2 separate regions of the Homo sapiens genome follow, and region 2 is linked to region 1. A link is a loop called in an ENCODE intact Hi-C map of the cell type or tissue named here. Cell type or tissue: PC-9. All regions are shown on one strand. Links, peaks and the distances in the headings refer to the core of each region. The heading gives the core; the rest is flanking DNA.

What was found. Peaks named below come from ENCODE experiments on the same cell type or tissue, not always from the same donor. Only the 100,000 strongest peaks of a DNase experiment are listed, where the experiment ranks them.
Region 2: it touches region 1 in a loop (4-fold over the local background); 1 of 110 quality-filtered maps calls a loop at or near these places.

What each region holds. Positions count from the first base shown.
Region 1 is chr20:766,424-772,310 of GRCh38, forward strand. It overlaps SLC52A3 (solute carrier family 52 member 3), which reads right to left and starts at 2,077. Exons shown (of 5, transcript NM_033409.4): 1 at 1,874-2,077. RefSeq lists an enhancer at 2,252-2,751. In PC-9, for the core only: CTCF peaks have their summits at 2,472 (motif pointing left) and 2,673; a DNase peak (open chromatin) is centred at 2,258; H3K4me3 peaks cover 1,458 bases; H3K27ac peaks cover 1,563 bases.
Region 2 is chr20:489,788-495,674 of GRCh38, forward strand. CSNK2A1 (casein kinase 2 alpha 1) reads right to left here. Exons shown (of 14, transcript NM_177559.3): 9 at 2,467-2,577; 10 at 1-94. Among named protein-coding and RNA genes, the nearest start is that of TBC1D20, 30 kb to the left of the region's middle. In PC-9, for the core only: no CTCF peak of the experiment used is centred there; no DNase peak of the experiment used is centred there.

The DNA.
Region 1 (5,887 bases), core at 1,509-4,008:
TCCTTGTCAGGCCTCTGAGCCCAAGCCTGCGCGTGTACATCCAGATGGCCTGAAGTAACTGAAGAATCACAAAAGAAGTGAAAATGGCCGGTTCCTGCCTTAACTGATGATATTACCTTGTGAAATTCCTTCTCCTGGCTCAGAAGCTCCCCTACTGAGCACCTTGTGACCCCCACCCCTGCCCGCCAGGGAACAACCCCCTTTGACTGTAATTTTCCACTACCTACCCAAATCCTATAAAACTGCCCCACCCCTATCTCCCTTCGCTGACTCTCTTTTCGGACTCAGCCCGCCTGCACCCAGGTGAAATAAACAGCCTTGTTGCTCACACAAAGCCTGTTTGATGGTCTCTTCACATGGACGCGCGTGACATTCCTAATATATAAAGAGTTTTTAAAAATCAAGAACAAAGAGACCCCATATAGAAGAGGGCCAAGGATATGAACAATTCAGAGAAAAAGGTACAAATAAGCTTTAAACACATGAAAATATTATCACCTTCATTCACAATAGGAAAACTACTCCAGGTGCCATTTCTCACCATGAGATTGTCCCAAAGCCTGACAAAATGACTCATGTTCAAGGTTATTATAGATTGCGATCTTGTTGGTAATAGCAAGTTATGGGAAATTTTCTCCTGGGTGGCTACCAACAGAGAGGGGGCTAATTAAAGGGACCTGCTGGAATACCACATACCTGTTTAAAGGAATAAGAAATAAGGAAAGCAGATCTTGGTGACTGATAAGGAAAGGTCTCCAGGCTATAATAATAATCTTGAAACAAAATCAAGGCAGGTAAATGGAACCAGGAAAAAGTGTACTGCCTTTTGGTCATAGAAGAGGAGGAAAAACATGTTTTCTTTGCTTGTACTTGCACAAAGCAACCCTTGAAGGACACACAGGGACTGCAGGGATGTTGGTGATGCCTCTGTATATCTTTTTTTTTTTTCTTGTGACAGAGTCTTACTCTGTCACCAGGCTGGAGTGAAGTGGCACAATCTCAGCTCACTGCAACCTCTACCTCCCGGGTTCAAGTGATTCTCCTGCCTCAGCCTCCCAAGTAGCTGGGACTACAGGCGCCCACCACTACGCCCAGCTAATTTTTTGTATTTTTATTAGAGATGGGGTTTCTCCGTGTTAGCCAGGATGGTCTCAATCTCCTGATCTTGTGATCCACCCTCCTCAGCCTCCCAAAGTGCTGGGATTACAGGCATGAGCCACCGCTCCTGGCCCTGCCTCTGTATATCTTTTAATAAGAGTTTTGATTTGTGAACCATGTAAACATATTACCTGATGCAAATATATGGTTACCTGAAATAAGATTTCAATCTGGCTTTTTTTCCTCCTGAAATTATATCACTCTCTACGTGGCCTTTGGAGACCACTTCCTCTAGCCCTCCAGAGCCATTCTGCCATCTGTTTACCCCTTTGTCAGCTACCAGTGGCAGCCCACCTGTGCTGTTACTAACAACTTTCTTCTATCTATCCTTAGTCTGAGCAGTAATATGGGAGATGCCAGGAGTGAGGCTCTGGAGCCAGCTGTTTGAGTTTGACCCTGGCTCTGCTGCTTACAATCTGGGTGACCCTGGGCAAGTGGCTTTGCCTCTCTCTGCCTCATCTCCTCATCTGTAAGTAGGGGATAGTGATAGTATGAACTCCGTGGTTTGTTGTGAGATATAAGGATGCTGGTGAGTTTATGCTGTTTCCAACAGTCCCAGCATAGGGTAAGCACCTCTAAGGGTTACTGATCATTATCGTGAAATGGCAGGTTTGGTGACATCGTTATTTTTGTCTAATTCACATGAGAATTAATACATGACTATGAAAATTTAAAAAAGGAAAAGATTCCCCTACTAGGTATCAAGTGAACTCACCAGTGGTATATGCACCTTTTTGTAGAGACACGCTAACTGGGCCAATCTTCACGTTTTGTAGATGGGAGACGAGGTCCGAAGGGGCAGAGGGGCTCTCCTGGGATCTGGACTGGATCCTCTGCAGCAAGCGGCCTGTCCGGGACTCCTCAGTTCACGCTGCAGTCTTTAACTCCATACTTCTTCCTTCTAGTACAAAGCAGGAGTGTCCGTTGTGGCCACGCCTCACCCAGGAAACTCCTGAATCCTGGCAGCTCCTCCCCACGGTTCCCACACACGGAATTCCCTCACAGGGCTGGGACTTCCTTCCTCATACCTTCACTGAGCGAACCCAATGCTCAGTGGCCTTTCTGGTCACCTCCTTTTCCTCTCTGGGAGGAGCCACTCCTGGGGTGTAACGCAGTCAGATCCCCTAGCAGTCCCGCTCTGCCCCCTCCCTTCTGGGGGCCTCAGACTCCATTCCCTCCCTTAGGAAGCTGACTTGACTAATAGCACAGGTGAGGCCCACTCCAGGCGTGCCAAGAGGACCCAAGGAGGGAGGGGAAGCTCCCAGACAGCAGTGGCACACCTTTGCCTGTGCTGTCCTCCCAGCCTGGAGCACCAGCCCCCTCTGCTGTCCACATCCAAGCTTTCTACAAGACTCCGTCCTCCAGGAGACCTCTGGCTGCCTCACCTTCTCAGGCGTCCTCACCAGGGCCCATGACCCCTTCATTTCAGGTTGTTCTTGTGTGGGTGCATGCAGGCACATACCTTGAGACTGAAGCTTTTTGAGGGCAGGGGCTGCTTGGGAATCTGACATTTTGAAGGTGGAAGGGCCTTTCTCAATGACTTAGCTTAGGATTTGTAAATTGTTAACTCACTGGCCACTGCCAGACAGCAGATATATTACTTTGGTTTGCCCAGTGTGTTTAACAATTTGTTACTGTAATCAGCAGTGGAGGGGATGGCAAGCAACCTTCAGCATTTCTGGCTTCTCAGGAATATTTTGGAAGAAGTGGCCCCCCACTTTGGCCTCTTTCTCTGTTCTAGACTCGGGCCATCTTGGAGCTCTCCCCTGCGGTAACATCTGGAACCAGTTGCCTGGGTTCAAATCCCAGCTTCAACCCTTACAAGCTGAGCAAGTGACCTAACCTCCTGTGCTTCAGAGTCTTCTCTTGCAAAACAGCTATAGGCTGTCAGTACCAACATCAGAACTGTTGCTAGGAACATGCACTAAAGTGCTAAAACTGTGCCTGCCACATAGTGAGGGCTCAATGAACCATCATTATAAGATTACTATTTCAGCAAACGTATCAGTTGCATTCAAAAACATGTAGTTATTGGCCAGGCGCGGTGGCTCACGTCTGTAATCCTAGCACTTTGGGAGGATGAGGCGGGCGGATCCCTTGAGGTCATGAGTCCGAGACTGGCCTGGCCAACATGGCAAAACCCCGTCTCTACTAAAAATACAAAAATTAGCCCAGCATGGTGGCGCACACCTGTAATCCCAGCTACTCAGGAGGCTGAGGCCGGAGAACGGCTCCAACCTGGGAGGTGGAGGTTGCAGTGAGCCGAGATCATGCCACTGCACTCCAGCCTGGGCAACAGAGCGAGACTCCATCTTAAAAAAGAAAAAATAAAAAAAAGGCGCAGTTTTTGTTAGACAAATGGCCACTCAACTAAAGGACTACATTTCCCAGCCTTCTTTGTAGCTGCACATGGCCATGTCATCAAGCACAGGCCAATGAATTCAAATGCGACTTTGAGTAGTCTCCTTAGCCCGTTTCCTGTTTAGAAAAAAAAGTGCAGCTCGTTGCCAGCACTCATTTAATTTTATGTAAACGTGCTATTTGAGGCTGAAGCAAATCTGATTCTGACTGCTGTTTTTTTTTTTTTTCTTTTGAGACAGAGTCTTACTGTGTAGCCCAGGCTGGACTACAGTGGCTTGATCTCGGCTCACAGCAACCTCCGCCTCCCGAGTTCAAGCAGTTCTCGTGCCTCAGTCTCCTTAGTAGCTGGGATTACAGGCGTGCACCACAATGTCCGGCTAATTTTTTATATTTCTTAGTAGAGACGGGGTTTCTCCATGTTGCCAGGCTGGTCTCGAACTCCTGGGTTCAAGTGATCCCCACGCCTCAGCCTCCCAGAGTGCTGGGATTGCAGGCGTGAGCCACCAAGCCCAGCCCTAAATCTGACTGATTTTCAATGTGAAAATAACATGTAAAAACTGTTTTTGAAGTTATTTCTAACCAGAACTAACATCAGACTCATCTATTTCAGAAAAACTGGATTCATCAAACGAATCTTTGGTCAACAACTGTTCAAGAACAATGTTAACATCACACATAGGAATGCTAGGATTTGCTATTTTCAGCGATCGAGAATTACTTTGTTTTGTAAATGGAAATACCACGACTAAAACCAGAATGCTACAAATAGAGTGATGTCTTTTGTTTCCAAAGTCAATATACTAGAGCAAGGCAAAAATAATAATAAAAGCGAGGTATTTTGTGGCAAAGTTATCTTGGGGTAAACACTGCAGTCACAAGTGGGTATTCCTTCTGGCAAACAGGGAAAGAGTTAACAATAAGGGAGTGTGCCCTTCTGCTCTTCCTCCATTTGGCTGTCTGGAATCAGATGTGATGGCCAGAACTCCAGCAACGATTTTGTGCTATGAGGCATGTGGTGGGGGTTAGATGCATACTAGGCTCCTTTGGGATTTTGTGGCAGAGAGCACCCATACCAGCCCTGTTTTGCCTGTGTTGAACTGTTTTGTTTGTTTGTTTAATGTTGTTGTTAAATTGTAAAAGAAACTTCTATGTTGTTTAAGTCACTCTTATTTTATGTACAACAAAAGTACTCAGAGGCTGGGTGCAGTGGCTCACTCGTATAATTCCAGCACTTTGGGAGGCTGATGTTGGCAGATCACTTGAGGTCAGGAGTTCAAGACCAGCCTCCAACTGGTCAACATGGTAAAACCCTGTCTTTACCAAAAACACAAAAAATTAGCCAGGTATGGTGGTGGGCACCTGTAATTCTAGCTACTCGGGAGGCTGAAGCAGGAGAATTGCTTGAACTCGGGATGTGGAGGTTGTAGTGAGCCAAGAGCACGCCAGTGCACTCTAGCCTCGGCGACAAAGCAAGACTCTTGTCTCAAAAAACTAAAAGAAACAAACAGACAAAAACTACTCCATACTAAGTGCACAGAGATACACATTCCAGGATATATATTGAAAGATTATAGTAACCAAAAACTAATGAATACATTTATCTCCTTTACCACCTACTTTCTGACTCTGAAACTTAGGTCCTGTCCCAACCAGGATTTGATCAAAAATCAAAATTTAACAAAAGTAGTTGTTTAGACCCTTGGGGGCAAATGTCTTGCAGAGATATGAAAAAAAAAAAAAAAAGGAGAAGAGAGAAAGAGGGAGGAACAGAGGAACACAGAACCCTCCATATAGCATTTGGTACCAAAAGTATAAATTGAGACCAAGAGTCATTTCATATATCAAAACTCTAATTCATAAAGGAGTCAAAATTGTAGTGACTATCTGTATTCTGAATATTTCCTGAAATAGCCTCAGACATTCCAGGAGAAATGGACAGAAGCACAGTCCAGCAGTACAGGCCTGACTCACCCTTCCAGGTCAAGACAGCAGACGAAGGTGCAAAATAAACAAGGATATAGCAAAAGCAATAAATGATATACCTAGTAAAGAGGGCTAAGTCAGTAGTTAAGGGGAGTAGGCGAATTTGCAGATGATGGTGACCTTTGCCATATGAAAAGCTATTAAACTAATGAGAGTGTCCAGTTAAACATTTACAAACATCAGTAGCTTTCCCACAGAGGGCTGGATGGGGAGATGAGGGCAGACAGGGCAGAAGTAGCCTCACTTTCTTGTATGTTCGACAACTCCTAAGCTCTGAACGCCTAAATCCCTGCTCCCCACAAAGACGAATTCTCTGGTTTTGACCCAGGTGCTACCACGGCTGTGTCACTTGAGGGATGGGATTTGGCTCCGGGGGTCTGTTTCC
Region 2 (5,887 bases), core at 1,171-3,670, 280 kb before region 1:
AATTGTCATGTCCATGGAAAAATGGCTCCTTCCGAAAGATCATACTTGCCAGCATACAACCCAAACTCCACATATCCAAACTATAATCGTACATCTGCATAAAAGTAAACTCACTGTTATTATCTGTGAATCCTCAGGCTTGTCACTTCAAAATAAAAAATTAATTTTTAAAATTAAAAAAAAATCACTCCACTGACTCAAAATCAAAACACTAATAACATCTTCATATATTTCTTTTTAGTCTTTCTTTTTTTTTTTTTTGGAGACAGAGTCTCACTCTGCTGCCCATGCTGGAGTGCAGTGGCGCAATCTTGGCTCACCACAACCTCCGCCTCCCGGGTTCAAGCAATTCTCCTGCCTCAGCCTCCTGACTAGCTGGGACTACAGGCGCGTGCCACCATGCCTGGCTAATTTTGTATTTTTAGTAGAGACGGGGTTTCACTACGTTGGCCAGTGGTCTCAAACTCCTGACCTCATGATCTGCTCGCCTCAGGTTCCCAAAGTGCTAGGATTACAGGCATGACCCACCGTGCCTGGCTAGTTTTTTCTTTTTTTTTTTTTTTTAGTTTTTTTTTTAGTTTTTTCTTTTATGCATCTTTCACTCGGTTTTAAAACAATTTTTACTTTTTTTTTTTTTTTTTGAGACAGAGTCTTGCTCTGTCGCCCAGGCTGCAGGGGTGTGATCTTGGCTCATTGCAACTCAGCTTCCCAGGTTCAAGCAATTCTCTGCCTCAGCCTCCTGAGTAGCTGGGATTACAAGCGCCCACCACCGCGCCTGGCTAATTTTTTTGTATTTTTAGTAGAGACAGGGTTTCACCATCTTGGCCAGGCTGGTCTTGAGCTCCTGACCTTGTGATCCACTTGCCTTGGCCTTTCCAAGTGCTGGGATTATAGGCGTGAGCCACTGTGCCTGGCTCTTTTTTTTTTTTTTTTAAAGACACAGGGTCTTGCTCTGTTGCCCAGGCTGGAGTGTAGTGGCGTGATCATAGCTCACTGCAGCCTCCAACTCCTGGGCTTAGGCCTCCTGAGTAGGTAGGATTACAGGCATACACCACTATGCTCAGCTAATATACATACTATTTTGAATTGTTTTCTTCACTTACATGAAAAAAAAAAAAAAAAAACCTCCAAATTGTTAGCCCATGGAGACCATCTAATGTGTATCATTAGTATTTTATTACATAAATGTTTCAGAATTCAATCTTTAATTTTCCTATAATAGGACAGTGTTCTGTTTTTCACAATTATTAGTAATACTGTAAAAACTATTTTTATGCATAAAATGCTTTTTGAACTCAGGGCTATAGCCTTAAGACCCCAAGAAAGAAATTCCTACAAGAACAAAAAGTCTGAAACTTTTAAAATCAACTGATAATAACCTGGAAAGACTGGGCATAAAAGATACTCCCAAGAAAACTTCAGATTTTTAAACACTTGGCAAATCTATTATTAATTTGGTTCCTTTCTCCTTTTTCTGTGAGGAGAAAGAAGGCTTTTTGGGGGAGCTGGGGAGAAGACCTTTTTATTTAGTATACAATTCAGAAGAACAAGAAAACATTCTTGAATTTACTCTGAAGATTGGTTAAACTTAGTTACAGGATGGGCATGGTGGCTCATGCCTGTAATCTCAGCACTTTGGGGAGCCAAGGTGTGAGGATGGGTTGTGCCCAGGAGTTTGAGATCAGCCTGGGCAACATAGTGAGACTTTCTCTCTACACACAAAAAAATTAAAAATTAGCTGGGTGTGGTAGTGCACGCCTGTAGTCCCAGCTACTCAGGAGGCTAAGCTGGAAGGATCACTTGAGCCCAGAAGTTCGGGGCTGCAGTCAGCTATGATCATGGCATTGCACTCCAGCCTGGGCAACAGAGCAAAACCCTGCCTCAGAAAACAAACAAAAGGCCGGGCGTGGTGGCTCACGAGGGCAGGAGATCGAGACCATCCTGGCTAACACAGTGAAACCCAGTCTCTACTAAAAATACAAGAAAAATTAGCTGGGGTGGTGGTGGGTGCCTGTAGTCCCAGCTACTTGGGAGGCTGAGGCAGGAGAAAGGTGTGAACCTGGGAGGCGGAGCTTGCAGTGAGCCGAGATCATGCCACTGCACTGCAGCCTGGGCGACAGAGTGAGACTCCGTCTCAAAACAAAAACAAAAACAAAAACAAAACAGCTTACAATTCAAAACAGTTCTGGAACTGCTGATTATAGAACATATCTTTGGCTACTTTCCCTCAAGTCAGGATCAAATGCAAACCTATTCATATTCTACCGACATTATGACAATAAAAGTAATGTAAGTCATGGTACATGAATTAAGGTGATTTATATTTTACATTTCATATAAAAAGGACAGCTGTGAATGTGCATTAAGTGGCCTACCTAAATGCACAAAATGATACTTTTTTTTTTTTGGTAAATTATGTGCGAAATAAACACAGGATCAAAACTGTGCCTGCCCTTCTGTTCTTACCTGATAGTCTACAAGTAGCTCAGGACCTTTGAAGTATCGGGAAGCAACTCGGACATTATATTCTTGGCCAGGATGATAAAACTCAGCCAAACCCCAGTCTATTAGTCGTAGCTGAAAAAGAATAAACCATGAGCAATCTTATCTTTCTCTAAGCTACCCACACTGTGCCATTAGCATACTCTTGATAAAATATACCAGACACGTCACTCTTTACTGAAACCCCTCCACTGACTACTTATAGCCTTTAGAATGAAAATAAAACTTCTTAGCTTGACAAACCTCTTTCTCCATGATTTTGTTCCTGGAAGACACAATCTCACCTGTGCTTTTACAAATTTCTTAAACTGCTCAATGACTAAAATGTCCCTACTACCCAGCCTATAATCCTATTGGTAAGCATTTCCTTAACTTTTGGAATATTTAAGTCAGCTTCTCAATGAAGTCTGATCATTGCCTTCAGCCCCCTGAATTTTAGATATATTTCTTTAACAGAACCTAAACTCTTTATGTTTTCTACCTTTCTTTTTCAATATGGACGACAAGCTCCTTAGGGGTAGGGACTGTTTTATTCACCTTTGTAATTTTCAGAATTCAACATAATGCCTGGTATACAGGAGAAAAATGAATAAATATTTGCTGGATAGATGAAATAACAGAAAAGTCATACAATACAGCTTTTACCAAAATGCATCCTAAACATGGAAAAAGGGGTAAGAGGCAAGCTTATCTGCCCACTGTGCATAGCATGACCATGATCTGAAGTGCCAGCAGTAGGCCCTGAGGAAAAACATCGGACTGCTCTGGCACTAAGTTTACTGCCTGTATCTCAAAACTAAACCTTTGATTACTCCCTGCAAAAGCACCTCCACTCAGTCTCCCCCTGTTCGGTTAAAGGTGATACTCATCCTGTCATACAAGCCAAAACTTAAGATTCACCCTGGATTCTTGATTCCCTCAGACCTCACATTTAATCTGTCAAAAAATTCTGAAGGTTCTATCATATTGTGACCATTATCATCACCTCCACTGCCACTGCCCCGATCCAAGCCACCACCACCTCTTGTTTGATATATTGCCATAGCCCCTTCTCCTAACTGGTCTCACTGCTTTCACTCTTGCCCTCTAGTCTAAACAGTTTAATAAATACTAAATAGTTTAATAGTTATTTTAAAAATAATTAAATATTTAAAAATAAATATAAACAGCTTTTTAAAAGGATTGTTCAGGTTGCTATGGAGAGATTATAGATTCACAGGAAATTGCCAAAGTAGTAGAGATTCTCTGCACCCTTTACCCAGTTTCCCCTAATAGTAACATCTTACATAACTACAGTACAATATCAAAATCAAGAAACTGACACTGGCACAATTCAGAAAGATCTTATTCAGGTTTCACCAGTTTTACATGCACGCATGTGTTTGTGTGTGTGTTTCTATGCAATTTCATCACATATGTAAGTTGATATAATCTCCTCAACAAGATATAGAACTGTTCCATCACCACACACATGTCCTGTGTGTTAGCCCAACCCCTGGCAACCCCTCTGCTCTTTATCTCTATCATTTTGAGAATGCTACAAAAATGGAGTCATTGGCATATAACTTTTTTTGAGACTGCCTTTTTTCACTAAGCATGAGATCCATCCAAGTTGTTGCATGTGTCATACTTCTTTCCTTTTTATTGCTGAGAAATACTACTTCATAATAATATTATATGGTATGGATATGCCAGTTTGTTTAACCATTCCCTCATTGAAGGGCACTTTTCCCCATTTTTTTTTTTTTTTTTTTTTGAGACGCAGTCTCGCTCTGTCACCCAGGCTGGAGCACAGTGGCACGATCTCGGCTCACTGCAACCTCCGCCTCCGGGGTTCAAGCAATTCTCCTGCCTCAGCCTCCTGAGTAGCTGGGATTACAGGTGCATGCCACCAGGCCCGGCTAATTTTTGTATTTTTTTAGTAGAGACAGGGTTTCACCATGTTGGCCAGGCTGGTCTTGAACTCCTGAACTCGTCATCTGCCTGCCTTGGCCTCCCAAAATGATTACAGGTGTGAGCCACTGCACCCAGCTTTTCCCCCCAATTTTAAGCTATTACAAATATAGTTGCATTCATATATAGGCTTTTGTGTGGACCTAAGATTTTGTTGCTCTGAGATAAATGCCACTGCAGGATTGTATGGTAAGCATATGTTTAGCTTTTCAAGAAACCAACCAACTATAAAACAATAGTTAAGCATTTTCCAAAATGCCAAACTTTGCATTCCTACCAGCAATGTATGAGAGATCAAGTTTCTTCACATTTTTGCCAGCACTTGGTACCATCACTATTTTTTATTTTAGCTGTTCTAATAAATGTGTAGTTAACTTTTAAATTTCAAGTGAGAACATGCTAAAGCTTAGAATATGCAAAAGCTCTCTATCTTCAGAGAAAAGGCCTAACAATGACCAATAAGGTTTTACATGATTTGGTTTTACCTCTTTGATTTCATTTCCTCCTTCTTTCCCCGCATTCATTCTGTCCCAGCTTTATCCTTGCTGCTGCTCTTCCAACATGCCAAACATATCCTTACCTGAAGGGCTTTTGTACTTGCTATTTACTCTGCCTTGGGACATGTTTCTTCATAAGACTGCATGGCTGGGTCCCTCCCAGTGCTCTCTAAAATGTCACCTTTCCAATGAAACCTTCCCTTATAACTGGTTTAAAACTGCAAATACCCTCTTGCCATTCCCTATTCGTTTTTTCTTCTACATCAAAATAACTTTCTATCCCACCAGCCTCCCTAAATGTAGCTCCTAAAAGACAAGCATTTATTGTATGTTGAGTTCACTTACATATCCCCAGCCCTAGGGTGGTGCCTCTGACATGGTGTGTGTCTAAAAGTAATTCAGTTGCATAAATAAATCACCTGCCTCCCCAGAGACCACAACAGGCAAGTCATCACAGCTTGTCACCTTAAAAAACTGAAATGCTAAAGCATGTGGCCATTACAGCTCTCATGTAAAAGCATTTGCAGACAACAGGGCCCTTATGACATCCAATAAACAGAAACAGCATTTTCTGTATATCTCGTCCACTTAACTGTGCACATTTAATTCTCACGAATACCTAGTCGCCTGCAGGGCTATTATTACCCACACTGTACACGTAAGAAAAAGAAGGCAAATGGAGAGAAAGTAGTTTCTCAGGAAACCAGTTACTCAATAAATAAGGCGAGAAGCCACGTTTCCGGGCTTAGAAGATGAACATTTTGCCCACTTTACTCATGTTTCCTTCTTGGGAATATTCTTAGGAATATAAATAATGGTTCAAACATGTTGACTTGTAAATTCGTACATTCATTCACCAAATATTTCTCAACTGCCGAATAGGTACTAGGGCCTGTGACAACACAAGGGATAAAGTGTTGAAGATGGGCAATTAG